7 separate regions of the Mus musculus genome follow, and regions 1, 2, 3, 4, 6 and 7 are each linked to region 5. A link is a loop called in an ENCODE intact Hi-C map of the cell type or tissue named here. Cell type or tissue: left cerebral cortex. All regions are shown on one strand. Region 1 overlaps Rbfox2 (RNA binding protein, fox-1 homolog (C. elegans) 2). Region 2 holds the start of Rbfox2 (RNA binding protein, fox-1 homolog (C. elegans) 2). Region 3 has its middle 4.2 kb from the start of Gm35933. Region 4 overlaps Rbfox2 (RNA binding protein, fox-1 homolog (C. elegans) 2). Region 5 overlaps Gm3787 (predicted gene 3787). Region 6 overlaps Gm35933 (a long non-coding RNA gene). Region 7 holds the start of Gm24753 (a small nuclear RNA gene).

Region 1 (4,000 bases), 120 kb before region 5:
AGCTCCTGCAGCTCCTTCTCGTACAGCCCTTCTTGGGAAGAATAAATACTTGATGGAAGGTATTTTGAAGGGAAAATCTATTTGTAGTTTTCTGTGTATATAATTAAAACACTTGAGATAGCTAAGGGGCAGGTTAAGTAGCAAGGAACCTAAAGAGATGAGATATTGAGACTCAAGAAGGGGCCCTTCTGAGAAACAGGACTCCTAAACATATCTACCAATAAAAGGCTGAAGAAGAGATGAAAGGGAAAGGCCATAACTTTTACATACAGCATAAGGTGCGATACAGTTCATGTATGTTAGGTCATAATTAGGTATCATGTCCACTATCAAATGAGGACACTGAATCTCAGAAAGATTAACTGAGCCAACAAACAGCTACTTATGGTTGAACCACAGCCACAACTGTAAATGTTCTATCACATGTTAAACACGGCCTTAGTGCAGAAGAGCCTTGTTCTCTACACACTGGCAAGAACAGGATGTTCTGGATACTGGCTTAGCAAACTGATTCTCTTCTGGCAGTGGAGAAAACCAGTTATTACCAATGGTACCTCTTACACTTTAATGTAAAGACAGGTCAGGCTCTGGAAATCAGATCTGAGCTGAGTGTCACCTGCAACTATTATATCTCCTAGGTGATAAAGCTTAGGTCCCTGGTCCTAAATAATTTACTCTTAGTGGTTCTCAATACTACATGATAATTGGGCAAGCATTTAAAAACTATTGAGTTCTGGGCCCCTTGCTAGTGGGCCCCCTGTTATGTAGAAAAGGTCCCAGATTGATTCTAATACCAAACTGGGACCACCAGGCTATACTATCCCAGGTAACATCTTCCTCAAAGTTCTTCAAGAAATACCTTTCTTGTTTGGTGTATGAGTTTGCCGTGTGTGAATGCATATATGTAGTAGATACAAGTTAGCTAGTGCATGTGGAAGACTGAAGCTGATGGAGTTGTCTTCCTCAATCTCTACATGTTTTTTAAAGCAGGGTCTCTTGCTGAACCCAGAGTTCACAAACTGTGGCCAGTGAAGACAGCCAGCTTGCTGTGGGGATCTTTTCTCAGCCTCCTATGCTGGGAACACAGGCAGCCACAGTTGCTTTTACATGGTGCTAAGGGTCCAATTCCAGTACTCACCTGCACAGCCAACACTTTTATCTTTTATCTGAGAAGCTATCTTCTCAGTTCTTATTTGGTCTTAATATTTTTCAAGCAACATTTTATTTGTTTAGTTAGTTGGGGGAGGGGAGGCATGCCACAGCATGCATATGGAGGTCAGAGGACAGATTGTGGAAGTCAGTCTGCTCCTCCCACCGCGTAGGTTACAGAGATCAAACTCTGGTCATCGGGCTTGACAGCCTTACCACTGATCCATCTCACTGACCCATTTTGGTTTATGATATAAGACCTCTGAATGTAGCCCAAACTGTCCTTGAACTCATAACTTTCCTGCCTTAGCTTCCCCTGTGCTTCCATTCTATGAATGTCCTTTCATACCAGCATATGCATTCTTATTAATGATCAGTCAGAAAGCACAGAGAACAGAGTGTGGAAATGCTTTCCATATTGGCTTGCTTAATCCTCTAGTTGCACTTTGAAGCTGGCTCTTACACCACAGCTTAGTTATATATGAGGAAAACAGTGCCGCAAGAAACAGTCACTTGTCCAAGGTCAGCTAGAGTCAGGGTCAGACTTGAGCCAATCTGTTCCCAGCATCTCCAGGTTCTCATACAAACCACCAAACCCTGCAATGGCCAGTGGCACATTTGAACAAATAAACCCAAGTGGGTCACCTCAGAGATGTCACCCAGAGAAAGCTAATGCTCTTATTCTCACATGCTACCATCATTTAGAACATCACCGCTGAACTACAGCATACAGCAGTTCTTGTTCAGAAAACAAAAATGCCTTCAGAACCAACACGTACTTGAAATAGCTTTAACTGGGATAAAAGCTAGTTTTAGGTAAGCATGGATTCGATTTTAATACAATGAGATCACAAAGAGCCAATTCTGACTACGTTGTGGGGTGGGCAGGTAGGGGGGGTGGAAAATCCAGAGTTAGATATGGAAAATGTTTTCCTCCTCACTGATCTCTGAAGCTGACTCAAACCAGAGTTCTTTATGTCTTGCGCAATGCTCCATCATCGCCAGAGCCTAGGTGACTGTTTGAAGGACAGCCTTCATCCAGGTGCACAGATTCAGTTACATTTCTTCCTTTTAAAAATCACCCTTTTAATCACATGTAGACAAATACATTTGTCCTTGACTAGCAATATAAACATGCAAGTGCTCACAACCGTCTTGAAGCATAGTTTTCCTCTCCATTGAAAGCAATGCTTTGATTCATAATTTTTAATTCAGAATTTATTTACCCTCATGCATAGAAAAATAAGTGCCATAATCAGGCATTAACGAATCATTTACTTGCATGTAACACCATAAAAGGAATTGTGCAATGGTAACTAACAACATATCTAAAATACCCTCACATACAAGGGATAAAGGCATACACAAATACTATAGGGATTTAGCTATAAAAAGATACTACATTTTTATATCTGATGAGCTCCTTTGTGGAAGAAATAGGTCCTTTTTCAACAAAGAAAATAGTCTGCTAATTCGGAAATGATTTACACAATTTTTCCTCAAAATCAGACATTAATGCAGCTCAGCACAATTCCAGACAACCAACCTCTCCGCTTCAACTGGACTCCTCACACCTTACTGAGGCCACTGCTCCCCTCTTCAAACTCCCACTCCACCCCCACCCCACACACACCCAACGCCCCACCAACCTCGCAGGGGTTCCTGGGCTGGTCCATGGAATCTGATGACATCACTCTCTCTTCCTTCCTGGAATTCTAAACCCTGCTGCTCTCCCCTTGCACACAGCTACCATCTCCATGGCAACCTCACCTCCTCCTGCTTCCCTATTGGCTTCATGGAGCAGGATACACAAAAAGGTTTTCCGTTCTGCCCCCACTGCCTGCCGCAAAAATGATGCTTTCAACAGGAACCTGAGCTAAATTTAGCTACTTGCGATTCTAGTCTTATGACTAAGAAACCATAGAAATATACTCATTCCTATATTCCATCCCTCCTAAACCACACCCCAAAGTGTTTGTTTCTTCTTCTCTCCGACCCCTAACTCAAACACAAGCAGCAGTAAGTGCCGAGTCTTAAAATCAACTGAATCGCCTGCCCCAGAAACAGGACTAGAACAGAGAACATTCCCCATTCACCTCCCCATCAGGAAAGGGAAAAAAAACACATGCAAAACATGCTTGGGGCATTCCATGTGGGAACATCAGCCTCTGCTACCTCCTTCTACCCTGATCCAAGGAGAGAAAACCCATGCTTATAGTATCTGTCCTCTGATGGAACTTTCTCCATCACAGGAGGAAGGAGTGGATAGGTGAGGTAGAAAGTCCATTCACTACAAACTCTGCATCCAAGTGCTTGCCTCATGGACTGACCTACTATGGAAACTGGAGCAGTTCCCACACCTGTCATCACATAGGGACGCTCTCAGAACTGCTGACAAAAGGAGTAAGAAGGAGCAGGTCCCTGAGCCAGAGGACAGAGCAATGAGTGCAGTAGCACGAGGATCAGCAAAGTGCCTGCAGAAATAACGTCCAAAACTACCACAGAAGACCATGCACTTACAGAATACCACTTTACAACCATAGACATGCATAAAATACAATCTATAGTCTCTCGAACCCTTCAAAGCTCTCCACTTCTGGAGACGCCTACATGTCAGAGTGAGCTGGTCTGTGCCTAAGGCTCACTGGAGCTGATCCTTCCTTCAGCCACGTTCTAACTCTAAAGTGACACCCACTCGCCTCCCTAAACAACAGGTAAATATAAACCAAGGCTTTGCTTCTCAACCCAGCTGTCCACTTCCCGCCTAGGAAGAAATTCTTTAAGAAAGAACCTACTTGATTGATTCGGTAGTTACTGTATCCTGCATGATTCTGAAACACAAAGCATAAGC
Region 2 (4,000 bases), 62 kb before region 5:
TTCCCCGCTTAATTTTCTCCCATGCTACCAAAGACTGCTGACTTGTCTCTGTCCATAGAATAATATCCAATAAAAGTAGGGTTTCTTTACATATCCCGTAGGGTTAAAACAGTGTGTAAACACCACCAGAAGCAGAAGCAGAGCTCTCAGAGTTCAAAGCTACCCTGGTCTGCATAACAAGCTCTAAGACAGCCAGAACTAAACAGAGAGATTCTGTCTCAAAAGCAAACAAACAAAAAGCAGTAGCCTAAGATTGTCACAGCTGCTTGATAAATGTCACTTAAATAAGTTTTAAACACCCTCAGGTTTTTTGTTTTAACTTTTCATTCATTTGTCTCCATGCCCAGGTCACACACAAAGGGAACTTGGCTTACATTTCTAAGAAAGCAACCTAAGAATTGTTTTATACAAATACTTTTCTAAATAAGAAAACAGAGGTCTCCAAATATGGGTTTTCTCCAGGACAATACACTTAGGGCTTGAAAACAGAGGGCTAAGTCAATGATATTAATACCTGTGTGACATGGAGTGAGAAACCTACAGTAATGAGCTGGGCATGGATCTCAGAACTCTACTGGGAAGGTAGAAACAGGGAGATCAGGAGTCCAAGAGTTCAAGGTAATCCTCAGCTACTACAGGGAGTTCAGACCAACCTGGACTACAAATAAGACCATGTCTCAAACAACAACAACAAAAAGTACAATCCTAAGAATGTACAAAGGGAAATGTAAAGACTATCCACAAATATACAGAGTAAAATAATTCTCCGTGGGATAGTTCTAAGTTATCCAATTGCACCCAAAGGACCTAATTCTGTCCTTCCTCTGCACATCCCAAGGTCCCTTCGCGCTATTCCATTTCCAAGTATCACTATCCTTAGCCAATGTGAAGGCAGTCAGCAAATAATAGGCCCCAGGCAAAAGAAAGGGAAAGCAATGAGAACACACTATTAACTAAGATTGACATAGGGGAAAAAAGACCAGATGTGTGCACACTCCAAGTGAACACACTCACCAGCATCTCTATCCAGTGGTCCCTCTTTACCATCCAGTGCTAAACCACTAAGTCTTCCCATTCTTCTATGGCTTTCAGATTGACCTAATGATCCCTCTGCCTGGCAGACTTCTTCTAAGGGAAATAAAAGCCAGCAAACAAAAGGATTCAAAAATAAACGCCCAGGAAATCCCTTGTGCCCAAATCAACAGAGGTAACAGGGTGGCTTCTGCAAAGGAGACAAGAGGCACACAGCATACATGCCAGCTCCTTCCCTGCCACAGGAAGTCAAGGCAGAGCACGGAAAGTCTCCTAGTACTGCAGAGATTTCCAAGAGTGGTGTAATGGAGAGAGCACAGAAATAGAAATCAGAACCAGCTAACTGGGTGGCTTTAGGCAAGTCACTAGTTTTCTCTGGACTTCTAACTCCCTATCAATAAAAATGAGGCAGTTAAAATACGCTGAAACTTGAACACACCCTCCCCCCCCCCAAAAAAAAAGATACAAAGTATTGACTCAATGCACATTAAGCCATTCTGCATAACTCTTCCGAGTACATTAGACTGAGAACTCCTGGTGGAAAAGATGATGGCGTTTCTGGTCCCTTCCATCTCTAACATTCTACGATTCTAAAAGAATTAGAAAGCATCCCGTTGCTGCTGTGAGCCTCTCCATTTCGTAGCCAATATTTTCTAAACAGAGAGCAAATCCTAAAGCCCTTAAGGATGCATTACCTTCTTCAAACTAAGTACTAACCGCCTGTATCAATATCTTTGTCATTTCCCACCCTCAACAATCAAGCTAACACTGGAGGCCACAACTCAGAAACCAGTCTCCTAACAGCCCTATAAATTTTCTTTTCTACCTCAGGATACTAAGGAGTTTACTCCGCATCCTACGAACGTAGGATGCAATGGGTAAAGCACAGGCGGGATCTGCCTGGTGTCTCTCTCCAGACTTAATAACATGCTGCACAAAACTGAGACAGAGCATCACACTACCAAACTCCGCGGACTTCTCAAGACTGCTCGAGTAACTGATTGAACCCACAAGCTAAGCCACATCCCCTTTCGGGCTCGCTCTCTCTCCAGGAGTTGGCTGGCTTTTCAGTCTGTTCTCCACATGCCGTTCCCCCTTTCCTCATCCCAGTGTAAACCAAAAGGCGCCCTTCTTCTCCGGAGCTTTCCCACCACCAGCTTCCCTCGCTCTCAGCTCGGCCCAACAGCTCTCCTCTGGACAAATCGACCCAAGAACCCTCAACTTCTCAACAAACTGAGCACAGGCTTAAGAAATGGACTGCATCCCGATCCTGTTCAATCCCAACTCCAAAAGGAAAAAAAAAAAAATCCCACTCCCTCGCGCTGCCTCCGGGGCCCCTCCAGCCCCTGCACCCGGCCCCAAGCCCACTCTCCAGCCAGGCCCACCCGGCGCCCGGAGGCCCGAGCCCGCCGCGGCCCTCCGTAACCGGGCGCCCGTCCCGCGCGGTCACCTGCATCCCGCCGTCGGCCGCCTCCTCTGTGCGTGGCCGCTTGCTCAGGCCGGGCTCGGGTCCGTCTGCCCCCGCTCCGGGCACCGGCAACTCCACCTCCGACTCCCGCTTCATGCCCCGGGCGGCAGCGCCGGGCCCGAGCTGAGGCGGCTGCTGCTGCGCCTGGCCGCCTTCCGCCATCCGCCCGCGCCCCCTTCGCCACCGGGAGCCGGGCGACCCGCGACAGGCCACCTCCCCCTGGGCCTCGGTGCCGACAGTCGCGACAGGCGGGCGCGCGCCGGCCCCGCCCCCCGCGTGCGTGTGTGCGTGCGCGTCGGTCCGGAGCCCGGCTTCGGCTTCGGCTTCACTACCGCTCCGACTCAGGTTATGGCTCCGGCTTCGGCTTCGGCCCCGGCTCCGGCTTCTGCTCCGGCTTCGCGCCGGCCGCTCGCTCGCTCTCTCACTCGCACGCGCGTGCGCCGATCCCTCGGTCCCTTGGTCCTTCAGTCCCGCGCTCCCTCACCACTCGCCAGCCGTGCGGGGAAGGGGACGGCCTGGGCTCCCAGCTTGGGGAGGGCTGTTTATTTGGGAGGAGGAGGAGCGCGAGGCCGCAGCGAGCTGACTGGTCGGGATCCTCCGTCCCGCCACTGTGGCAGCGCCGGGAAGGCGGGGAGAGAGAAAGGAGAGAAGGAGGGAGGAACCTGGATGTGTGGGACTCGGGCCGCCCGCGCGAGAGGAGGCTGTAGTGAGGGGGCGTGGCTACGCCCCTCGGCAATCTCCGTCGCCTCCGCGCGGGCCGCCCGCGGGAGGCCGGGAAGGACTCGGAAAAGCTCGGGAAGCTCGGGGATGCTCTGGGAAGCATGGAGAGAGAAGGGGCCGCCTCTTTTAAGGCGGTGGCCGGGGGGCGGAGCTTGAAGGGCAGGAGTTCGGGGGAGCAACTTGGACTAGTTGCACTAGTGAGAAGTGATGACCTGATCTCTCTCATCTGGCTTCCTGGGATTTAGGGAAGCAGAGGGGCGCTCTGCGAGAGGAAGGTCCCTTTGCCTCCTTCCTCTCCAGCCCAAGACCTGGGAAGTCCAGGAGTGATGGCTCCCATATAAACTTTTCTGAGAAATGGTGCTATGAAGCGAATAATTGCATCTCTAATGATGTCAATATTTCTGATGTTGCCAGGCATGGCGGTGGTGCACACCTTTAGTCCTAGGAAGTAGGAAGCAAAGACAGGAGTATCTCTGAGTTCGAAGCCAACCTGGTCTATCTGCATAGTGAGTTCCAGGATAGCCCTACACAGAAAAACTGTCTCTAATAATAGTAATAAATAACGCCTGGTGTTTTTTTAAGAGCTTTACGTTTACATAGGGCATTTACGGAACCATTTTGAGCCTGACAGTAGAAAACATGGTTTTAATCCAATGGATGGACCTGAATTTGTTCAAGTCCTGAAGCAGAAATATGTGGCCAGTCAAGATGGCAATCTCTTGGTTTTACTCCTTGCTGCCTGAATAGCCCTTCCTAGCTTATCAGCTTTGTGCAGTTAGG
Region 3 (4,000 bases), 380 kb before region 5:
ACAACAAGAAAACTGTTACTTTCTAGAATGGTACACTGTAAGGGTGTAAGGTCGCCAATCTTCCTATGGACTGTATTCACAAAAAGAGCCTCAACCAGAAATTGTTAAAGGTGATTAAGCTTTAATGTGTTGAGAGCTCTACTTGGAGTCATACGAATGTAGATAAGTACAGGGGAAAGGCTTTATTTAGCCTCCTGTATATGTTTTCGAGGTATAGCCTAAAGCAAGAAATTAAAAAAAAAATCAAGGGTTAGCTCTGATATACTTAATAGATAATGCTCCTAATATGGCATTTTAAGATGTTTGAACTTGGGCTGGAGAGATGGCTCAGCAGTTAAGAGCACTGACTGCTCTTCCAGAGATCCTGAGTTCAATTCCCAGCAACCATATGGTGGCTCACAACCAACTGTAATGAGATCTGATGCCCTCTTCTGGTGTGTCTGAAGATGTATGTCTACAATGCACTCATATAAATAAAGTAAATCTTAAAAAATAAAACAAAATAAATAAACTTACCTTTAAAAAAAGATGTTTAAACTTACTATGACAGATGGAGAGATACCCCAGATCTCCAAGAGGATAATGGGACAAGACAATGGCTCCACCTGGATTGTGGTAACTGGACTCTGGTAATGCTAGCCTCTGGGTGAGACTTCCCCAATGCTTTGCCCGCCTTCAGGGCCCAGTCCAAACTGTGGGCAAGCAGGACACTGGAGAGTTGATTGCCCCACTTTGCTTTCCCATGTTTATCCTCTACAGAAAAGCCCCTCATCTTCTGATCCTGGGGGGCTGAAGACAACGCTGTCCTGGCACCTCTGCCCCCAATGCCATGGAGAACACAGGAGCCTGGGATGAGTGTCTAGGTATCCGAGAATATCGACTGGTCTCTGCCATTTAGTTGATCCGTAGGTCATGTGGATTATGCTTCCAGCTATAATTTATCCTGTTCAGGTCTCTGATGGTGTTGATGGCTAGGCTGCCTGTAGCTTTGTCAGCTTGGCAGCAGTAGGCAACTGGCTCCTCTCCCCAAGACTGCAGCCACCCTGTTAGTTCATATAGAGCTACTGGGTCTCTTGTTAAGAAAAGGCGGGCAGGTTTGCCTTACTAACAGACTTTCATATCAAGGAATACGTAGGTTCCAGGTGTAAGTTTCCACTAAAAGGAAATGCCTTGAGTGACTGCTCTCAGTGATCGCCACTCATGTCTCTGATATATGACCAGATGGAAAGAGTGTTAAAAGTCTACACAAGTTATAACAGTGTAAAAATAATGTTTAAAAAGAGATTTATTGGGCTGGAGAGATGGCTTAGCTGTTAGGAGCACTAACTGCTCTTTTAGAGGTCCTGAGTTCAATTCCCAGCAACCACATGGTGGCTCACAACCATCTGTGATGGGATCTTATGCACTCTTCTAGTGTGTGTCGAAGACAGCTGCAGAGAACTCATATAAATAAAAATAAATAAAAATAGATATATTATTTATTATGTACATGGTGTCCTGAGTATATGCCTGAATGCCAGAAGAGGGCACCAGACCTCTTTATTAGATGGCTGAGAGCCACCACGTGGTTGGTTTCTATGTGTGCACACACTCTCTCTCTCTCTCTTCCCCCTACCCCCTCTATCTCCCTGGGCTTCATGACTTCCCTGGCATCCTTTCTTGGGACCAGTAAACTCACCCAAGAGTGGCTTCCCGATAAACCTGACTTTTTATACTCTAATCTGGTTTAAACTGGCTCATTTCACTAGTGGAGAAATAACTTATCATGCCAATTGGGGCACCAGGAAAGTGAGTGTGGTGGTTTGAATATGCTTGGCCCATAGGAAGTGCCTCTGTTAGGAGGTGTGGTCTTGTTGGAATAGGTGTGGCTTTGTTGGAGGAAACGTGTCACTGTGCAGATGGGCTCTGAGGTCGCCTATGCTCAAACTCTGGCCAGGGCAGGAAAACCTCCTCCTGACTGCCTTCAGATCAAGATGTAGAACTCCTGACTCCTCCAGCACCAAGTCTGCCTGCATGCTGCCATGCTTCCCACCATGATGATAATGGACTGAACCTCTGAAACTGTAAGCCAGCCCCTATTCAATGTTTTCCTTTATAAGGGTTGTCCTGGTCATGGTGTCTCTTCACAGCAATGGAAACCCAAACTAAGACAGTGGGCTCAGGCTTATCAACAGGATGATTTATTAACTGAAATAGTTCTACAATATGGCAGGGCACCTTGGCCTGGCTTATACAGAACAAAGAGGCACTATATGGCTTTTGGAGAAAATTGTTATTTCTATACAAATGATATGGGGTTGTAATCTGGTATACTCAAAGGAATATTACAAAAAGAGGACCTGAGAGGAAATAATTGATAAATAATAGTTTTCTAGGCTCCTCCCAGACAGTAACTCTGATGTCAGCGATTACAAGGCCTTTGGCCCTTCTGCTTCTGCTAATTCTGTTGGCTTTTACATCACCGATGCCTCAAATGGATGATAATTCCTGCCTGGGTACCATGAGGCTGATGGCTATTAGATCCCAATATAAACAAGTACCCATTACAGAGTCAAGGACTTGACCCAGGATATAACTCAAGATGGGGAACGTAAGACCCAAAAGTTAACCTATAAAACCCTTCTTTCCAAGAACCAGGCAACTTCCTGAAATGCTGAGAGCTGTTGTTTTTGGAAAATAAGAAAGCCATATGGTAAAATATGGTGGCAGTATGGTTTTTGTCCTTAAAAGCCCCTACAACATGTATCTCATGGCCACTTGCTGAAATTCCAGAGAGTGGTCCTGACCGAAGTCCATCCTGGATGGTATTTAATTAAAGCTTGCTTCAAATTTGACTCAAAATTGTGGAATTGTTTTTTTTTTTTCCTCTTGCAAATTTCTGGATTAACACTTCCCTATTGAGTAAGATCCTGACCTGAAAGATAATTCAGCTTCTCTTAAATCCCTTAAGAATTTGTGTGATATTTTAGAAGCTCAAAAAAAAATTATGTTGTAAAGACCCTTGGCCAGCACTAGGTCTGATGGCATTGCGACCTTGTGACTTTAAAAATCCTGCCCTCCTTTGTCTGGATGCCAAGAGTCGTTCCCAGGCATGAGCCTACTCTTGGTCAGCTGAGGACTCACCACACTCTTCACTCATCAACAAAGTGTGGCGTGTAACCTTCTTGAGTGGGTTATCTCAGCCTCATTATAACATTGCCTGGAAGCTAGACTACCTGGAACTCACAGAGATGTCTGCCTCTGTCTACCCAGCGCTCAGACTAAAGGTATGTGCCGCCACCCCCAGCTTCATCAAAGGCTCATCAGGAACAAAATTCAGTCTCTGGACTCTTTCTTCTTTCTTTTTTCTTGTTTGGATGTTGTGGATTTGTCTGTTGATTTATTTCAAATGTAACCCAAGACTAAAATAAATGTTGGCTACAGTACTCACTTTGGAAAAACACAAGGAACATGAAGCATTGGTTTGAATGCACTTCCTTAAGAGGGCTCTGTGATCCTGTTCCCAGACTGAAAACACACGGTCCAGACTAAGTGGCCTTGCTATACACATTTCAGAAGGAAACATTAAAACAGACAAAAAGAAATCCCTAAGCGTTATGGTTATCTGACCACAAAAGCAGTTAGCACGGGACACAGATCACAGTGAACAAATAGGGTCTCCCCATACACTACTGCTACACCCAACACCAGGCCAACAAGACACCCTGAACACAGAGCAGCTGTCCCACGGAGACATACTTAGGGTGAGGAGCACCTAGTTGGCCAACTGTGACCATTTCTGTTCTTGTTGCTAGAAGTCAGAGTTGAGGAACCCATGTCACCCTCTCAAGAGATCTGGAGTCCCAAAGACACTCCTGTCCCCACCTTATGTTTTTTAAGACTCACTTTATTTTTATTTATTTTTTTTAAAAAAAGATTTATTTATTTTATTTATACGAGTACACTGTGGCTGTCTTCAGATACACCAGAAGAGGGCCATGTGGTTGCTGGGAATTGAACT
Region 4 (4,000 bases), 100 kb before region 5:
CCATGCAGGTGGGCCAATTCCATTCCATTCTCTTCCAGCCCACATAAGTTCAAAGGAACAGACAATCTGCTGCCAAGAACAAGAAGCAAAGAAAGCCTCTGTATTTCTGAACACAAAAGACGGAAAAGCAAAGGTTCTAAGTCTCCAGGCGAATGGGCTGCCATTTCCCACCCCCAGCCCCTCTCTGACATCTACCCTGCCCCTGGATGCCTTAGAAACCCCCTTCTCCATTTCCCCAGATACTTAGTTCTTCACTGCAGTGTGACCACACTGGCATCCCCACTCTAATAGACCTGCTGAGGACAGGGCTCTCCCCCTCCTGCACCCCAAGATCCTTACAAGCACATGGTGCTAAGGGCAACAGTACAAAATAAAGATGGGCTAGCTCAATACAAAATAAAGATGGGCTAGCTCAATACAAAAAGTGCTGAATAAACAGGAAAATGTGTTGTGGAAAAGAAAATGGTTGGTAGTAATCTGAGGTGCTAAGATACAGGACTATCAGCACAGAAACCATGCTAACTCGAGTCTACATGGAAAAATTGTTGTGGTGAGCATATTTATATAGGAAAATCAGCTCTTAACAGTCTTTAACAGAGAACTTTAGAATAAAAGATAAACTTAAGAGCATCACTTAGTTGAAAAAAAAAAACAAAAAAAAAACAAAAAAAAAACACTACTCATATTAACTGTTCTATTCTCAAGCACAAAGCAGAAGTATGCAGCCTACAAGATGACAGCCCTGCCATCCAGCTCCGGTCCCAGCAGCTCCTCAAGGGACCCCCTCACCCTCACCAACAGCACCTGGCCTGCGGTGCTACCTGCAAAAAGCTGTCCCTACTACTGCCAGTTCTGAACTCCAAGCCACCCTGGACAACCTTCCCTACTGACAACACTGGTCAAAATAAAACTCAGCATGTTGTATAGAGTACAGCAGGCAAAGCATCTCCAGGTCCTGAGGCTGCCTCTGTTTGCATCCTCAGCCACACTGCTGCTTAAGATGCTTTTCCTTCCAAACAAAAACACAGCAATTACTTTGGGGATGCACCGTCTTTGTCTTTACCAAATTTTAGGTAACGGCGTCAGAGCTAAAAGCAACCTCAGAAATAGCTTCCCCCAACCTCGAACAACAGACGGCAAACAGTTCACAGGAGTCAAAGACTATACACAGCAGTTACACTAAGTCAGAAATGACAAAACTGTGTCTGATTTGACCCAGCAGTGCTCAGCCTAACATGCACTGAGCCAGATGAGCACAAACAGTCATGGGAAAGCTGCAGCCAGGACCCACAACATTCTGCTTCAATATCCAGGCACACTGCTTCATCTCTGCTCCAGCCTTGAGTTTCCAGCCTGTCTTTCTTCTAATCACTCTAAAAACTATGTAATGTTAAGCTAGCTTAAAAAAATACCCCCTCTCCCATGAACTGGGGTGGGGGTGGCTTGGAATGAATCAGTGGAGAGGAAGGGGCTGAGGTAAATACAGTCCTCTTATGAAATCCTTTAAAAACAGCATTGAAATTTTAATTTTAAATTAAAACATCTCTCTTTGTCCATTCAAGTCCCTTCCAATAGTTCTCTTAAATTAACCAATCTTCTCTTCTGGAATTCCTCCTCAGAGTAACTAAGAAAACCATCCCGAAGCCTGAGCCTTCCCTTCCCCTTGTTTGGGGCCTCATAAGCTAATGGCACAATAAAACCCAGCCAAGTTTTGAAAATGCATATTCCTAAGCCCACGCAAACCGTCCTGGTTGTATTGGTCTGGTGAGGTATAGCTAGCCTAAGGCCTGGAGTTTTTAAGGTCCTAAGGAGGTTCTAATGCACAGCCAGCAAAGACAGAATCCCTTCCCTGACACCTCAGAAGCCCATCATTTGGTCATCACATACTCGTCACATCACTACTTGTTCTGCACGTGTACACTGCTAGACTACTGCACTAAGGCAGTGCAGCTCCAGACAGAAGGGAGGCCCACTGGACACACTGCCTTGCTGCACTCAGACAAGTCTGTCTGTAGAGTTCCAAAGCTCGGGGACAACAAACGGCCAGCATTTCACCAAACTAACAGAACACAGAAGGAGAAAGGGCTGCAAGGGAGGTTTTTTTACTCAAACATCTAGTTTTTCTTTTTCTTTTTTTTAAACCAAGAACCCAGATGGTCTTTCTGTATCAAAAATAGCTTCTTGTGGTACATGTACAAACCGAACCCCAACAAGGCACAAGAATACACCATGCATTTTCATGTGTTCTCCTGTGCATGCTAACTCCTCTCTGGAATAGCTTTACCTTGTCCCCAAACTATCTGTCTTTCAAAAACCCTTCAAACACTACCTTTAAGTGATTCATTCAACAACCACTAAGATTCTGCTACATGGAAGGTATGAACTGAAGTTTAAAACCGCACCCATATTGGTATAGAAACAGATACATTGATCAACAGAATTGAATCGAAGACCCAGAAATAACCCCACATACCTATGGACATTTGACTGTGCGGTGGTTGCGCACACCTTTAATCCCAGCACTTGGGAGGCAGAGGCAGCCGGATTTCTGAGTTCGAGGTCAGCCTGGTCTACAGAGTGAATTCTAGGACAGGCAGGGCTACACAGAGAAACCCTGTCTCAAAAAAAAAAAAAAAAAAAAAAAAAAAGCCAAAACCATACAATGGGGAGAAAAAAAGCATCTTCAACAAATGGTGCTGTTCTAACTGGATATCTGCATGCAGAAGATTGCAAATAGATTCATATTTATCACCTGCACAAAACTCAAGTCCAAGTGGATCAAAGACCTCAATGTAAAACCAGATACAGTAAATCTAATAGAGAAGAAAGTGGGGAAGAGCCTTGAACTCACTGGTACAGGAGACAACTTCCTGAACAGAACACTAGTGGCTCAGGCTCTCAGATCAACAATTGATACATGGGACCTCATGAAACTGAAAAGCTTCTATAAGGCAAAGGACAAAACAGATTGGGAAAGGATCTTCACCAACTACGTCTGACAGAGGGCTAATAGCCAACATTTATAAAGAACTCAAGAAGTTGAACACCAACAGCCTAAATTAAATAACCCAGTTAAAAATGAAGCACAGAGCTAAACAGAAAATTCTCAACCGAGAAATCTGGAATGGCCAAGAAGCACTTTAAAAGATGTTCAAATTCTTTAATCATCAGAAAAAAATGCAAATCAAAAAACTCAAGTGACAGCAGATGCTGGCAAGGATGTGGAGCAAGGGGAACACTCCTCCATTGCTGGTGGGAGTGCAAACTTACACAACCACTTTGGAAATCAATCTGGCTGTTTCTCAGAAAACTGGAACTAGTTCTACTTCAAGACTCAGCCACACCACTCCTGGGCATATACCCAAAAGATGCTCTACCATTCCACAAGGACACTTGCTCAACTATATTCATAGCAGCTTTATTTGTAATAGCCAGAAACTGGAAACAATCTAGATGTCCCTCAATTGAAGGACTGCCTGCCTGGATAAAGACAGGCAGACAGGCAGACAGACCTGGAACTTACTATGTATGTAGACCAGGCTGGCCTCGAGTTCACAGATCTAAATGTCTCTGTCCCCCAAGCACTGGGACTAAAGGAGTGCACCACCAGGCCTGGATCATCACTACTTTTTAATAAATTAAAATTTAAAATATGGAAGAGAAAGTAAAAAAGTCCTAATTGGTAGCAGTAATCACAACCCCAGCTTAAAGCCAAGAACAATGAAGCAGAGTTGGTCCTGTCACCTATGGGATTGTAGGCAAATCCTTTGTCTATGAGACAGACAGACCAAACTGGGCAGGAATCACACAGAGGTACCATGAAGTGCACAGATAGGGACTTCACAAAATCGAAGTTAAAGGTTGCTGTCTACGCTGCTACAGACTGTCCCACATAAGAATGGGAACCACTCTGGGTGGAGAAGACAAGAAGTGCAATTTCACCAGGCATGGAGCTACACACACACCTTTGATCTCAGCATTCAGTGGGTGAAGACAAGAG
Region 5 (4,000 bases):
TGCACCCCTCCTGTGTCTTGGGCTTCTTGTGGCAATCAACAGGCACAGAGGATGAAGTGAGCTCAGATTGACCAGTGTTAGGAAACTTCATCTGGGACTGTCTGTAATCCCACTACTGTGGAGGTTGAAGCAGGAGGATTATGAACTCAAGACTAGTCTGGGCTACAGAATGAGTTCAAGACCAGCTTGGGCAATTTAGTCCGTCTTAAAATAGAGATGGGCATGGGCATGGGGAATGGTGGGGGGGAGAGAGAGAGAGAGAGAGGGAGGGAGGGAGAGAGAGAGAGAGAGAGAGAGAGAGAGAGAGAGAGAGAGAGAAAGACTGAAGACAGTTTAGTGAATTCCTGTCTCCAGCCCAGTGCAGAAACCCTTTGGTGTTTGATCCTGCCGCAGACACTGGCCTTGGAGCTTGGGGAGGCTCTCCCTGTGTCTCCCGGTAGCAGTATCGTTGGCTCCAAGAAGCCATGTGGTAACCAGTTTAAACATTCGGCCAGCTCCTCCTCCACCCGCCTTCTGCCAGATGCTAATGGAAAACTGAACCAGGCATCTAGGGGTGGGGGTGGGGTGGAAGCCGGGAGGAATTGGGAAGAACGAGCCAAGAAGCTTGAAGTCCTTGACACAGAAGAGGAAGGCTTTGACTGATGTGTGAGAGCGTTAGGAGGAGGCCACAGCTCCAGAGCTCAGACGCCTTGCCTGGACAGTGAATGCAGCCACCCAGCTGGCCCAGAGGCGGGCAGTTCCCGTCCTGTGGGAGGACGTGACAAAGTCAGTACCAGAGGGAGCAATGTCGGATTTCTCAACTAGTACACTGGAATGAGGAGGAAGCCCTCCGAAAGGCTCAGGTTTATGCCTGCCTGCTCAACTCATCTTTCTAATACGTCTACTGCGTCTCCTAGCCATGGGCCATGGCTCTAAGACCCCTTACGGGTAACCGAATCTCTCCCTAGCAAACAAGAAAACCAACAAGGAAATCCTCAGAGGGAGAAGGCTGTGGAGCGAAGGCCCGGAGGGAGGCTCAGCCCTGCCGCGCAGATTCCTGGTCCCTCTGGGGACCGGCTTCATCCAAAGCATCTTTTAAAAAGTGTGTGGGCGCCCTCGTGTGGACGTTCTGTTAATACTACAAGCTTGCTTTCTAGCTCTTTTTTTGTTTTTGTTTTTGTTTTTGTTTTTGTTTTTTTGTTTTTTTTTTGAGACAGGGCTTTTCTGTGTGGCGCTGGCTGTCCTGGAACTCAACTCGAGACCAGGCTGGCCTCGAACTCAGAAATTCCCCTGCCTCTGCCTCCCTCAGCCTCCCAAGTGCTGGGATCAAAGGCGTGCGCCACCACCGCCCGGCCTCTAGTTCATTTTATTCCAGCTCAAAACTGTGATTTCCAAGCTTGGTAAGCAGAACCTTTCCGGGGGGTGGGGCCTAGCTGGCAGAGGCAAGTCACCTGGGTGGACCTTTGGAGGCAGAAGTGCCATTGGCACTAGGCAAGTGTGTGGTGCACAGATATATATCTAGGCAAAACACCCATGCATATAAAATGAAATTAAGTAGAAAAGCCAGGCATGATGATGCATGCCTACAATCCTGCACTCAGGAGGCAGAGGCAGAAGCAGAGGCAGGCAGAGCTCTGTGGGTTCGAGGCCAGCCTGGTCTACATAGTGCGTTCCAGGACAGCCAGGGGTGTTAGACAGAAACCCTGTCTCAAACCAAACCAAACCAAACCAACCAACCAACCAACCAAACAAACAAAAAACAAAAAAAAGAAGAAATTAAAAATTTTTTCAATAGGGAGGGATATCTGAGGGAATTTGTTGAATTCCACCCAAATCTGAACAAAAAAAAAATCTAAGGGCTCTTTGGATGTGTAGCCTTTGCTAGAGGAAATACTACTCAAGGAACATATGGGCCTAGGCTCTTTTCGTGCAGCCAGACGACTAAGACTGGAAAGGAAACCAGTGCTCCTCCCACTAACCAGGAGGAAAAAAAATGCAGACTAGAAAGGCCAGAGACGCCAGAGAAGCACTGTTGGAGCGCCCCCGTGTGGACACGACGTGCGTGAGCGGCATCCAAGGTTGATCAACAAGGGAAGGGCATACTGTGGTTGTGGCTGGCCTCAGCTGACAGTGTTTGCTCCGGCAGCCGTGGCTCTGACTGCTGAGAACGGGCCCTGCAGCTGGCAACCAAAGGCAGGCCATCTCCCCGTGACTCCAAAAGCCACACAGACTTTGTATGAATTGGAAAGGGAATGGGGAGAAAATGAGATGGAGCAAGAACGAGGAAGAAAAACGGCAAGAGGAAGAAGCAGGCAAAGAAGAAACGAAGGGGGTGGGGGTTGGGAAGAGGAGAAAATGCCTTGAGGGAGTTGGTTCCTAGGGACTTCTGCCACTTCTGTTCTTGCCTGGGCAAAGAATAAATGAATAAGCAGGAACCCCGCTGAATAGGATGAGGGCAGGTCCACTTAAGGGTCAGGAATCAGATAGCAGGGATCAGGGATCAGGACCGGAGAAGGACTATGAAGGGAGCTTGGACAAGGATGCTTGTGGTCTGTCTATCTTGGTCCCGCTACAGCTGACCTTTGCCCACACCTGAGCACAGGCCCTCCAAGCAAAGTCAATCCTCTGCTTAGCGACAGGTAAAGAACGCACCTGTGTTCACTCCAGCCAGACGTGCGTGAACACCACCCTCTGTCCCAGCGGGGCCTGAGGTGACAGAATCTGAAAGAAATGCCTGGGTGGAGGGGCAGCGACTGTACAGGAAGAACAGGAAGGACTTGCTGCCCGACACCCCACAGGAACTCATGTGCCCAGGGGAGCCAGTCAAAGGCAGCATAGGCTCAGTGAGCCAGTGCAGGGGTCCAGGTTGGTTGCAGCCATCTTGAGTCACAACCGGCAGGGGCATCTGTGAGAAATCTTTCCCTGCATGGCTCCCCTGTCCTTAGAGTGACATGTGGACCTTTAAAACAAGACCCTAGTGCTGTCAGAGTTAGAGACGCGGCCCGTATCCTTGGTGTCAGCTGAGGCAAGCGGACACGTTTGTCACCATTTTCCTGCTTGGCATACAAAATCTTCCCCGTGACCCATGTGGCAGGCCTTCAGACCTCCTGCTTCCCTTGGCCACACAATGGCCATAGCTTCTGTATGAGTTATCTTTCTATTGCCAGGATAAAACACCATGACCAAGACCATTTATATGAGACTTTATTTGGGCTTGTGGATCCAGAGTTTGTCATGTCTGGGAAGCCTGGCAGCATGCAGCAGGCTTGGTGGCTGAAGTGGAAGCCGAGGGCTCACATCCTGAGCTACAAGTATGAAGGAAGCAAAGAGTGAACTAGAAGTTAAACGAGTCTTTACATTATTTTTTTTTAAAAGAACACTTTTAAAAATATTTATTTATTTATTTATTTATTTATTAACTATATGTAAGTACACTGTAGTTGTCTTCAGACACACCAGAATGAGCCACCATGTGGTTGCTGGGATTTGAACTCAGGACCTTTGGAAGAGCAGTCAGTGCTCTTAACCGCTGAGCAGTGCTCTTACATGCTGAGCCATCGCACCAGCCCCCCTCCCCCCTTTTTTTTTCTTTGCTACGAGGTGTGTTTTATCTTCATCAATCACACAAATAATTTTCTATAATATCCCAGGGCAAACCGGTGAAATTTGGCAGTCCAATTTGTGGAGGGGTCCCCTTCAGAGACCCGCGGGCCAGTGGCATTCAGCTCTGAGTGCCCGGGTTCACAGTACAGCTTGTGTCCATCTTGCAGGTGGCTCTTCCTCCACATCACGAGGGAGTCTTGGAGATGACGGGGCGGGGCGGGGCAATCTTCCTAGGCTTTTTAGGAGATTTCACTCGTCCTTACCTGTTCGATGGTCTCTTTGGTCGGCAGGGTGTTATTCTCCTGCGTCTCGGTTTTCTTCAGCTTGGCCTTATCGAAGCTGGCGATTTCCCGCATGTCTGCCTTGTCTGCCATTTTCTTACAACACGTGGATTCTCTTTCCGAGCTCGCGCTTGCGT
Region 6 (4,000 bases), 370 kb before region 5:
AAATATTAACTTGCTGACCTGTATGGAAAATCTCCAAGCTTTCTGTAACCACAATAAAAAGCCTGCACCGCCTAGACTTGGGGCTCTCACTCTGACCCTCTGTGACAGGGACAGTGAAACACCTTGCTTGGGACCTTGTAATAAAAGACCCTGTGTGTTTGCATTTGAACTGGCTCCTCGGTGGTCTTTGGGGGTCCCTGCAACTTGGACATAACAGTGAAACGCAGAGCAAAGTCTTTCTGTCTGGCTTTCTTTTAGCAAAGCCTTTGCTATGTTTGGGTCGATCAATAGAGGCTGAGACGTTGCTTTGAGACTGTTTGAACCTTGAAGCAATGCTGTCTTTCTAGAGAATCTGCCCTTGGAGCTATGTGAGAACATGCAGCTGTACTGACCTTGGTACAAAGTCACTCCTGGCAAACCCAGAGTTCTTTCTTTTGATTATGGCTAGCCCTATTCAAAAGGGACCGAGATTTGTGTGAATTGTTATAGGGGCCCAGTAATCGCCTCCCAAGCCACACTAACACCCATCTCAGTCAGGCAGGGATAGTTTATTGAGAATGTGCCCCAGGGCTGGTTGATCAGATTCATGGTCCAGATTCGGGAATTGAACCATGACCCCAAGTTAAGGTCCTACAGGGCTTTTTAAAGCGTGAGATCTACAAACATCTGTGTCAAGTTGTCCCACCAATCAGGATTTAGGGATAAGGATTTCCTTAGGAACAAGTCTTTGTTGTATATTTATCCTGCTCCCATTGGTTGGGGTATTCAACTGTGGCAGGGGGCTTGCCTTGTCTAACATTCATGCCTTGCTAACCAGGATGTCAGTTATCCACATACATGTCTCTTTCTGCCAAGTAGGATGTCTGTTCCCAGGGAGGTCTTGGGAACTTAAACTTTACGTGACCGTGACTCAAAATGGACGCCTTATTCCACATAGTCTCTTATATCGGTGCAGGTGTCTCTCTTATGTTAAGGTCTACCCCAGGGGCAGCTTCTACCGTAAAAACGTATACACAAGTGCAGGAATTGCTGCTGGGTGGTTGACTGGGGTCAAGCCTATTGTGGGTACAAGCAGTTCCACTGACTTCCATCCTGATTGGTTTTCAAGGACACAGAACATAACAGAACATGTAATCAACTTGGCATTAGAAACTTCCCTAGTAACAGCAGAAAAATATGAGAACATTTCCTTATAATGGTAGGCTAGCCATGTAACAGTTACCTGGGCCTTAACATTTTACCTAGGCCTTAACATTCTATCTAGGGCCTTAATAATTTACCTAGGCCTTAATAGTTGTCTGCTCACACTGGAAGCAAGGGCAAGATAACTTTGGCAGCTGGAATCTTTCCCAGCCCCAATTAACCTTGTATAATGTTTGAATAAAATAACCGGAGTGAGCTACTTGGGTGTCAGTCTTTCCCAAGAAGGCTGAACTCCTCTGCTCCTTTGGAAACGAAGTCTTAGCATTTTGGTGAGCTTCTCTCTCTACTGCAGCACCTATGACCAACATCAATCAATATGCTCACTATTGCAATATCAGCACTGGATCTGAACCAGTAGGCTCAGCAGGTATGTGTTGGAATTGGGATGGAATGAATCCAAATGCATGGTATGGAAAAGATCCTGGCCTCTGCCTCTCAAGCCCCAAGAGACCCTTCCATATAGTTAGTTCCTCATGTTGTGCCGACCCTCAGCCATAAAATTATTTCATTGTTACTTCATAACTAAATCTGTTACTGTTATGAATCATCATGTGAAGACCTGATATGCAGAATATCAGATATGCTTACCCCACCCCACCCCAAAGGGGTCGTGACCCACAGGTTGAGAGCCAGTGCCCTGGAGTCTCCTAATGGATGCTGCCGGCCGGCCGGCTTAGGGATTCCCGCAGGCTCTTTTCCATTGTAGGGGGAAAGGAGCTGAAAGTCTTCAGAGTCAGTGGCACTGGGGACTTTACATACATACTCCTGTCACCTTCACGGTCCCAGGAGGTCAGAACAATTGTCCCCTTTGAGAGTGGAAAAGCAGTTTGTGACCGGGGGACATGAGGTGCCTCTGTTTTCCCAGTGTGCTCAAAGCCACTGTAAGCTGGGGCTGCAGCCGCCGGGAGCTGGCTGCCAGGAGGGAGGGTTGCCAGACAGCCAAGAGTAGCTCCTGCCCTCCCCGACTCCCCGCCCATGCCACCCTCGGGCATCCCTTGTGCCCTAAGGGAGCAGAGACTGTGGGGGCGCTGTGCAGGGAAGCTTGGTTGCTTCTCCCCGTGGCGGGCTGGGATGAGGAATCGGGATCGTGCGGTGATGCACAACTATCCCTGAAGATCTCTGGAGGCTCAGGAGCCCTCAGACTGGGAGTGCCACACAGAAGCCCCTGGGGTTTGAAATATCAAGGGAGCTCAGTGACCAGATAGGACAGGAATAAAATCTAGACCACTGTGTGCCAGAGCGGGGCATGGGAACAAGTAAGGTCCGGGCCCCTGTGAGAACCAATCGCTGCTGCCCGCCTCAGGACACTTGGATACAGTCCAGTCTCTCCTGGCCGATTGGCCGCAGGCCAGTTCTTTACCTCTCTGAGCCTTACTTATTCCCCCCTCCCCTTGATGTGACTGGCTGTCCTTTGATCTGAGAGACGGCCATCTTGGGCCGTTCAGCTGTGTCTCCTTGCCTGAGATTATTCCGGGCAGGCTTGCTGATAGTTTAGACCCTCGACCCCCACCTTCGGACTCACAGCTTCCAACTGCTCCTCCCTACTGACGGACAACTCTATGTGGGGCCTTGGGGAAGGGTTAGAGTATGTAAAAAGAAATAGAGTATGATCCCTGGGGTTACATGCGTGTGGGGGAAGACTCGAGTGGAGCCACGTGGGAAAACCTCATCCCTGCTAGGTAACGCTTTTCAGGTGCAGTGCTTGTGGGAGGAGTATTATATACAGGTAAGGAATTCCCTTACCTAGGCTCAGGAAAGATGCCCAATTAAGTCTTCGGTTCCTTGGAATGAACTTGGTGGAATTGTGCCTTGGTTTGTCGTTGGGACCTTAGGAGAAAGGGTAGATGTTGCTTAAGTCTTCCCAGGGGAAGGAATTTTAGCAACACCTATTTTAACAGATTGTTTTGGTTGAGGATGAGTAGAAAGAGTGTTCCAGCACTAGCATCATGTCTGTATTTGGCCCTCCACGCAACCCTGTGTCCGGCTGAGAAACTGTGGCTATGAGAGCTTAGGTCTCCTGAGCAAGGTCATACGGCTTTCAAAGTCATAGAACCAGGATTTAACCCAGACAGTAGAGCTCCCAAATCCCTGAGCCCAATTGTGCTGAGTACATTCATGTGCTACTTAGTTTGTAATGCATGGCCCATTAAATAGATGGGAAAACTGAGGGACATACCAGAGCACATAGCAGGCAGGTAATAGACACAGCTCTTGCTCTGCAGGGCTACACCTCTTTGCTGGATGTCTTATGTCCTTGCATCCAAAGCAAGAAGTGGGGTGACCACCCATGACCTACAATTCCTAGTCAGTAGATCTGCTGAGCAACTGCAAGCCTGGGAAGGGTAGAAGGGTGAAGGGTGGATGGGTTTGTAGATGGGTTAACCAATGGTTAGATGGATGGGTGGGAAGGCAGACAGATGGATGAATAGGTGGGTGGTTGTGAGTAGACTGGCAACAGACAGATGTAGATGGATGAAAGAGAGAGCAGATAGGAATAATGGCGGAGGATTAGATTAGTGTGTAGCTGGGTGGACATGGGTGGAGGGTCTATGGGGGAGAAGGATGTATGGATCAAAAGGCAGATAGAGGGATGGACAGATAGAAGGCTAGGTGGTGCTGGGTGGGGATGCAACTGAAGTTGCAAGTTGACAATGACAATGTGATGGTTTGAATAGGAATGGCCCCTATAGACTCATGCGTTTGAATGCTTAGTTCACAGGGAGTGTTACTATTTGGAGGTGTAGCCTTGTTGGAAGAAGTGTCACTGTGGGGATAGACTTTGAGGTCTCATTTGCTC
Region 7 (4,000 bases), 300 kb before region 5:
GAGAATTTGACTTGCAGCCGATCCCAAGCTATACCCAAGTAGGAGGAAGGACCCCATTGGTAGTTATGCCTAGCTTCTTTCTAGCAACAGTTAGTTAGTCAAAGATTAACCTGATTGTTTCAGATGTACTCTCGGACCTTTTGCTTTTATATACAGTCTTGCTTCAGAGCGCCCACCTGTCTTGCAATAGTCATTCAATCAGATGCTTGCCAAGATAGACACCACCTCATTTGCTCCATTTCCTATAAAGCCGTGTCCCAATCAGCGTTCTGGGCTGCATCACTAAATATCCTGTGGGTCAGTGGTGAATCAGCCCAAACTTGAGTTTGTAATAGAGAATCTAATGTGATCACATCAGAAACGGCTCCTTGGTGGTCTTTTGGGTTTCATTAATGCTTCCTGGCAGAACAATGGGATTCCTGGGATGGGAGAAGAGGTCCCCACTGAACAGTTCCCTGGGGTTGGGGGAAAACATCTCTCTGAACCGATCCCTGGGGTTTCCAGGAGACCACTAGTCTTTGTCTTAGAAAAGGAAAGGCAGAAGGAAGGAAGGAAGGAAGGAAGGAAGGAAGGAAGGAAGGAAGGAAGGAAGGAAGGAAGGAAAAAAGCAGGAAGTCAGCCATTTTAAGTGTTGAAGTGAAAACAGCATGAGTGCTCGCTTCGGCAGCACATATACTAAAATTGGAACGATACAGAGAAGATTAGCATGGCCCCTGCGCAAGGATGACACGCAAATTCGTGAAGCGTTCCATATTTTTTGAAATTGTATCCAATAGCAACACACTCGCAGAAGCATGTCAGTGTCATATTCTCCCTGGGTGTGGGTTACATGGGTTCACTTTCTGTAAGCTAATAGTTTAACCAGGTACCTTTGTATAGTGTTAGGACTAACAAACCTAAAGAGCAAAAACCGTCATTGTAAAAAGATGTCAATAAAGCAGTTTTGTTATCAAGTCAAAAAAAAAAAAAAAAAGAAAGAAAACAGCATGAATCTATCAAGGTCTCTTTTGTCTGTCTGTCTGTCTGTCTGTCTGTCTGTCTACCAGGGACCAGTCTGAGTCCTAGTCCCTCACTTTCTCTCTTTATTTATGCTTGCAGTCTGGAGACACACTTTACCTTGGAGAGTTACCCTTCTTGAAATCTGAAGTAACCCATATCTCCTCCTGGCTCCTCCAAGTCGGAGCAGACCCCTCTGCCTTCCATACATTGTTTCCAAAGGCGATTGTAGCTGGGCAGACAGTCCTGCCTTCCTACATTGTTTCTAATGGTGATTGTGGCTGGGCAGACAGCTCTGCCTTCCTACATTGTTTCTAATAGTGTTTCTGTCATTTTCCTGGCAGCTTTGAGGCAGAACAGCACCGGCTGCTGTGTGTTAAGTAAGCAAGGATGCTTCTAAACAGAGCCAGGCTTTGTAAGGCTGGTTATCATTGGTGGTGTGGTCAGGAACCCAGAAATGCCTGCATTGTTCCCTGGTCCTTCCACCCTTCCTCACCATGATTCCTGTACTAGCCCAGGAGACACAGGGACATGGGAACAGCCTGGCTTGTCTTCTGCCATAGGCAGAACTTACAGGCATTACGGACTTGATTGTGTGGCTGAGGTCCCACAGGCCTTCCTATCCTCTAACCCCAGGACTGTGCTGCCCTCTGGCTGGTGGCCTGGAGGTGGACTAGAAAGCGGCTGAGCTGTGTTTTTCTGCTTCCTCATGAGAAAACAAAGAAGAGGGGAGTATGTCAAGTGTGCTTCACCCTGGAGCCAGAGCCTGGCCACTACAGAACACCCTGTAGGTGTCTAGGATCTAACCTCTTCAGAGGAGCAGTGCACCTGGTTTGGGAGACAGAGCTAAGCAGAGCAAGAGGGTGGATCTCACTTCTCTCCAGACCAGGCAATGTTCTAAGCATTTCCTGTAGATGAACATAAGGAGGAGGAGGAGGAGGAGGAGGAGGAGGAGGAGGAGGAGGAGGAGGAGGAGGAGGGTGGTGAAGGATTAAGGAATCTGGTGATATGAGGCTCTTGGCTGGGTACCAGCACAGAGGAAATTTAAATGCAATGAGTCATGAAGCCGCTATGGAGATGATGCAAGGCAACAATGTCTGTGTGTCACCTCTAACACTGAGCTATCTCATGTCCCAGAATGCTGATGGCACCCAGGGAAAACCCTACGTGTTCCTGCTGCCATGCCTTCGCCCAACCATCAAGGACAAGTGCTGGAATTAAAGGTGTGCACCACCACTACTGGCAACTGGACAGTAACTAAGATACTCTCCCACCACAGGCCCCTTTATTCTTTATGCTCTTTTACACTTTACCCAACTGTTCAATAAGCTGATACCCAGCCACAACCTAGATTTGCACTAAGACTATCAATGCTATTAGGCAACTCATTCTATATTTATTGGCATCTTAAATATTTTAATTAATTGTTATATGTGCATATATATTATATATATACTATATAGTATGTATGTATTTATATATGTATGTATGTATGTATGTATGTATGTATAAAATATATAGCCAGAACTGGGTTCAATGAAAGACTCTGTCTCAAAAAAAGGTGGAACAGGCCACCCCATCATATGGCTCTGGCTTTGGACACCACTATAATGAAGTCACTAAACTGGAAGCCATCAAAGAGAACTCTTTAAAAGTGTGATAAGGATGCTGAAGTTAGCCCTCCATGATGATGGTTTCTGCTGGGAACTTGGGAGGAGAACATCTCAGTTGTTTTAAAGGGCGGGCTACTAAGAGTTTAACCATGCTCCATTGAATTTAAAGATAAAAAACTTTGGGTTTTCTTTTTTTCTCTTCTCCTTTTTTCAAAAATAATTTGGGGGTTGGGGCAGACATGGAAGGACTGGGAAAAGAGTGTGATCAGGTTGTATGATATCAAATTCCCAAAGAATCAAGAAAAATATTACATTAAAAAAAAGGTATAAAGTAACAGTGGAAATTGACCTCTGACTTTCACATGTACACACATGAACTAGCATACCCACACCACATATATACATATGCATACCAAGCATACACACAGACATATGCACACACACACACACACACACAGATTTAAGATGACGATGACAACAACAGACCCAAATAAGAAACATATCTTACTTTTTTGTTGCTGTGATAAAACACCATGACCAAGGTAACTTCTAGAAGGAAGAGTTTATTTGGGGCTGACGGTTCCAGAGGAATAAACGTCCATCACTCTTATGGTGGGGATCATGACAGCAGGGAAGAACATGGTGCTGAGCCAGCTCACATCTCCATCCACAAGCAGGAAGCACAGAGAGAACCAATTCAAAATGGAGTGAATTTTAAAACCTAAGCCCATCTCCAGGGACATACTTCCTCCAGCAAGGCCACACCTCCTAACCCTCTCCCAAAACCACCAACAGGGCACCAAGTATTCAAATGCCTGAGACATATGGACGTTGCTTATGCCAAGTGTTTGACCCCCAACAAGAAAAGTAACTTTGTAGCACTCTCTCGGGCCTCTGTTTGCAAAAAGAGTTGAGCAAAAAGGAGAGAAAAGTCTCACTCTTGTGAGAACCTCAGCAGGAAACAGATTGAAGCCAGCACCATAATCACGGCTCAGGCCCTGGCCTACCGTTGATGGAGCCCTCATCCTCTCTTACTGTCCAGTTCCACCTCCTGGCCTTTCTTCTCCCTTCTCAACCCAGAAGAGAGATCTCACGCTGTGATCCAGAGCCCTGGGCTCACTTGTGGATACAAGGCCACAGTGCTTGCCTTGTGGGATGGGACTGAACCACGCATCAGATCCCGGAAACTGCACTGGGCTAAATAGGCAGAACCCCACTGCTGTGCTACCCACCCACTGACCTGATACCCTACCTGCCCCCGACCTCTGGCTGGTTCCTCTCTCCTGCTCCAGTAAACCCACAGTGCCGGGGGGATGCTGGACCCTACTTGAACTGGAGTCGGTGGGTTACTTCCAACCTGTGCACCTCGTGTTCTTGGGAGAGGCGGAGAT

What was found. A loop is a pair of places that touch in the nucleus more often than their neighbours do. Peaks named below come from ENCODE experiments on the same cell type or tissue, not always from the same donor. Only the 100,000 strongest peaks of a DNase experiment are listed, where the experiment ranks them.
Region 1: it touches region 5 in a loop (6-fold over the local background); 4 of 42 quality-filtered maps call a loop at or near these places.
Region 2: it touches region 5 in a loop (3-fold over the local background); 2 of 42 quality-filtered maps call a loop at or near these places.
Region 3: it touches region 5 in a loop (2.4-fold over the local background); 18 of 42 quality-filtered maps call a loop at or near these places.
Region 4: a loop joins it to region 5, with 4 times the contacts of the local background. A loop is called at or near these places in 5 of 42 quality-filtered maps.
Region 6: it touches region 5 in a loop (4-fold over the local background); 9 of 42 quality-filtered maps call a loop at or near these places.
Region 7: a loop joins it to region 5, with 6 times the contacts of the local background. A loop is called at or near these places in 7 of 42 quality-filtered maps.

Annotation. Positions count from the first base shown.
Region 1 is chr15:77,242,692-77,246,691 of GRCm38, forward strand. All of the region lies in intron 1 of Rbfox2 (RNA binding protein, fox-1 homolog (C. elegans) 2), which reads right to left. Among named protein-coding and RNA genes, the nearest start is that of Rbfox2, 62 kb to the right of the region's middle. In left cerebral cortex, no CTCF peak of the experiment used is centred here; DNase peaks (open chromatin) are centred at 1,760, 2,094, 2,929, 3,487 and 1 more place; H3K4me3 peaks cover 2,995 bases; H3K27ac peaks cover 2,962 bases.
Region 2 is chr15:77,303,882-77,307,881 of GRCm38, forward strand. Rbfox2 (RNA binding protein, fox-1 homolog (C. elegans) 2) reads right to left here and starts at 3,172. Exons shown (of 14, transcript NM_053104.6): 1 at 2,483-3,172. The coding sequence starts at 2,662. In left cerebral cortex, no CTCF peak of the experiment used is centred here; DNase peaks (open chromatin) are centred at 2,069, 2,805 and 3,136; H3K4me3 peaks cover 2,838 bases; H3K27ac peaks cover 1,999 bases.
Region 3 is chr15:76,981,402-76,985,401 of GRCm38, forward strand. No RefSeq gene overlaps it. Among named protein-coding and RNA genes, the nearest start is that of Gm35933, 4.2 kb to the right of the region's middle. In left cerebral cortex, a CTCF peak has its summit at 1,523 (motif pointing right); a DNase peak (open chromatin) is centred at 1,529.
Region 4 is chr15:77,266,418-77,270,417 of GRCm38, forward strand. All of the region lies in intron 1 of Rbfox2 (RNA binding protein, fox-1 homolog (C. elegans) 2), which reads right to left. Among named protein-coding and RNA genes, the nearest start is that of Rbfox2, 39 kb to the right of the region's middle. In left cerebral cortex, no CTCF peak of the experiment used is centred here; DNase peaks (open chromatin) are centred at 2,056 and 3,290; H3K27ac peaks cover 2,951 bases.
Region 5 is chr15:77,366,327-77,370,326 of GRCm38, forward strand. It overlaps Gm3787 (predicted gene 3787), which reads right to left. Exons shown (of 3, transcript NR_168297.1): 2 at 3,846-4,000; 3 at 3,167-3,284. Among named protein-coding and RNA genes, the nearest start is that of Gm41353, 7.8 kb to the right of the region's middle. In left cerebral cortex, CTCF peaks have their summits at 1,102 (motif pointing left), 1,311 and 2,031 (motif pointing left); DNase peaks (open chromatin) are centred at 540, 726, 1,011, 1,349 and 1 more place; H3K4me3 peaks cover 746 bases; H3K27ac peaks cover 2,452 bases.
Region 6 is chr15:76,996,892-77,000,891 of GRCm38, forward strand. Gm35933 (a long non-coding RNA gene) reads left to right here. Exons shown (of 3, transcript XR_384211.4): 3 at 1-99. Among named protein-coding and RNA genes, the nearest start is that of Gm35933, 11 kb to the left of the region's middle. In left cerebral cortex, a CTCF peak has its summit at 2,221; a DNase peak (open chromatin) is centred at 2,189.
Region 7 is chr15:77,067,140-77,071,139 of GRCm38, forward strand. It overlaps Gm24753 (a small nuclear RNA gene), which reads left to right and starts at 652; the gene lies at 652-758. In left cerebral cortex, a CTCF peak has its summit at 1,661; DNase peaks (open chromatin) are centred at 1,374 and 2,046; H3K27ac peaks cover 2,047 bases.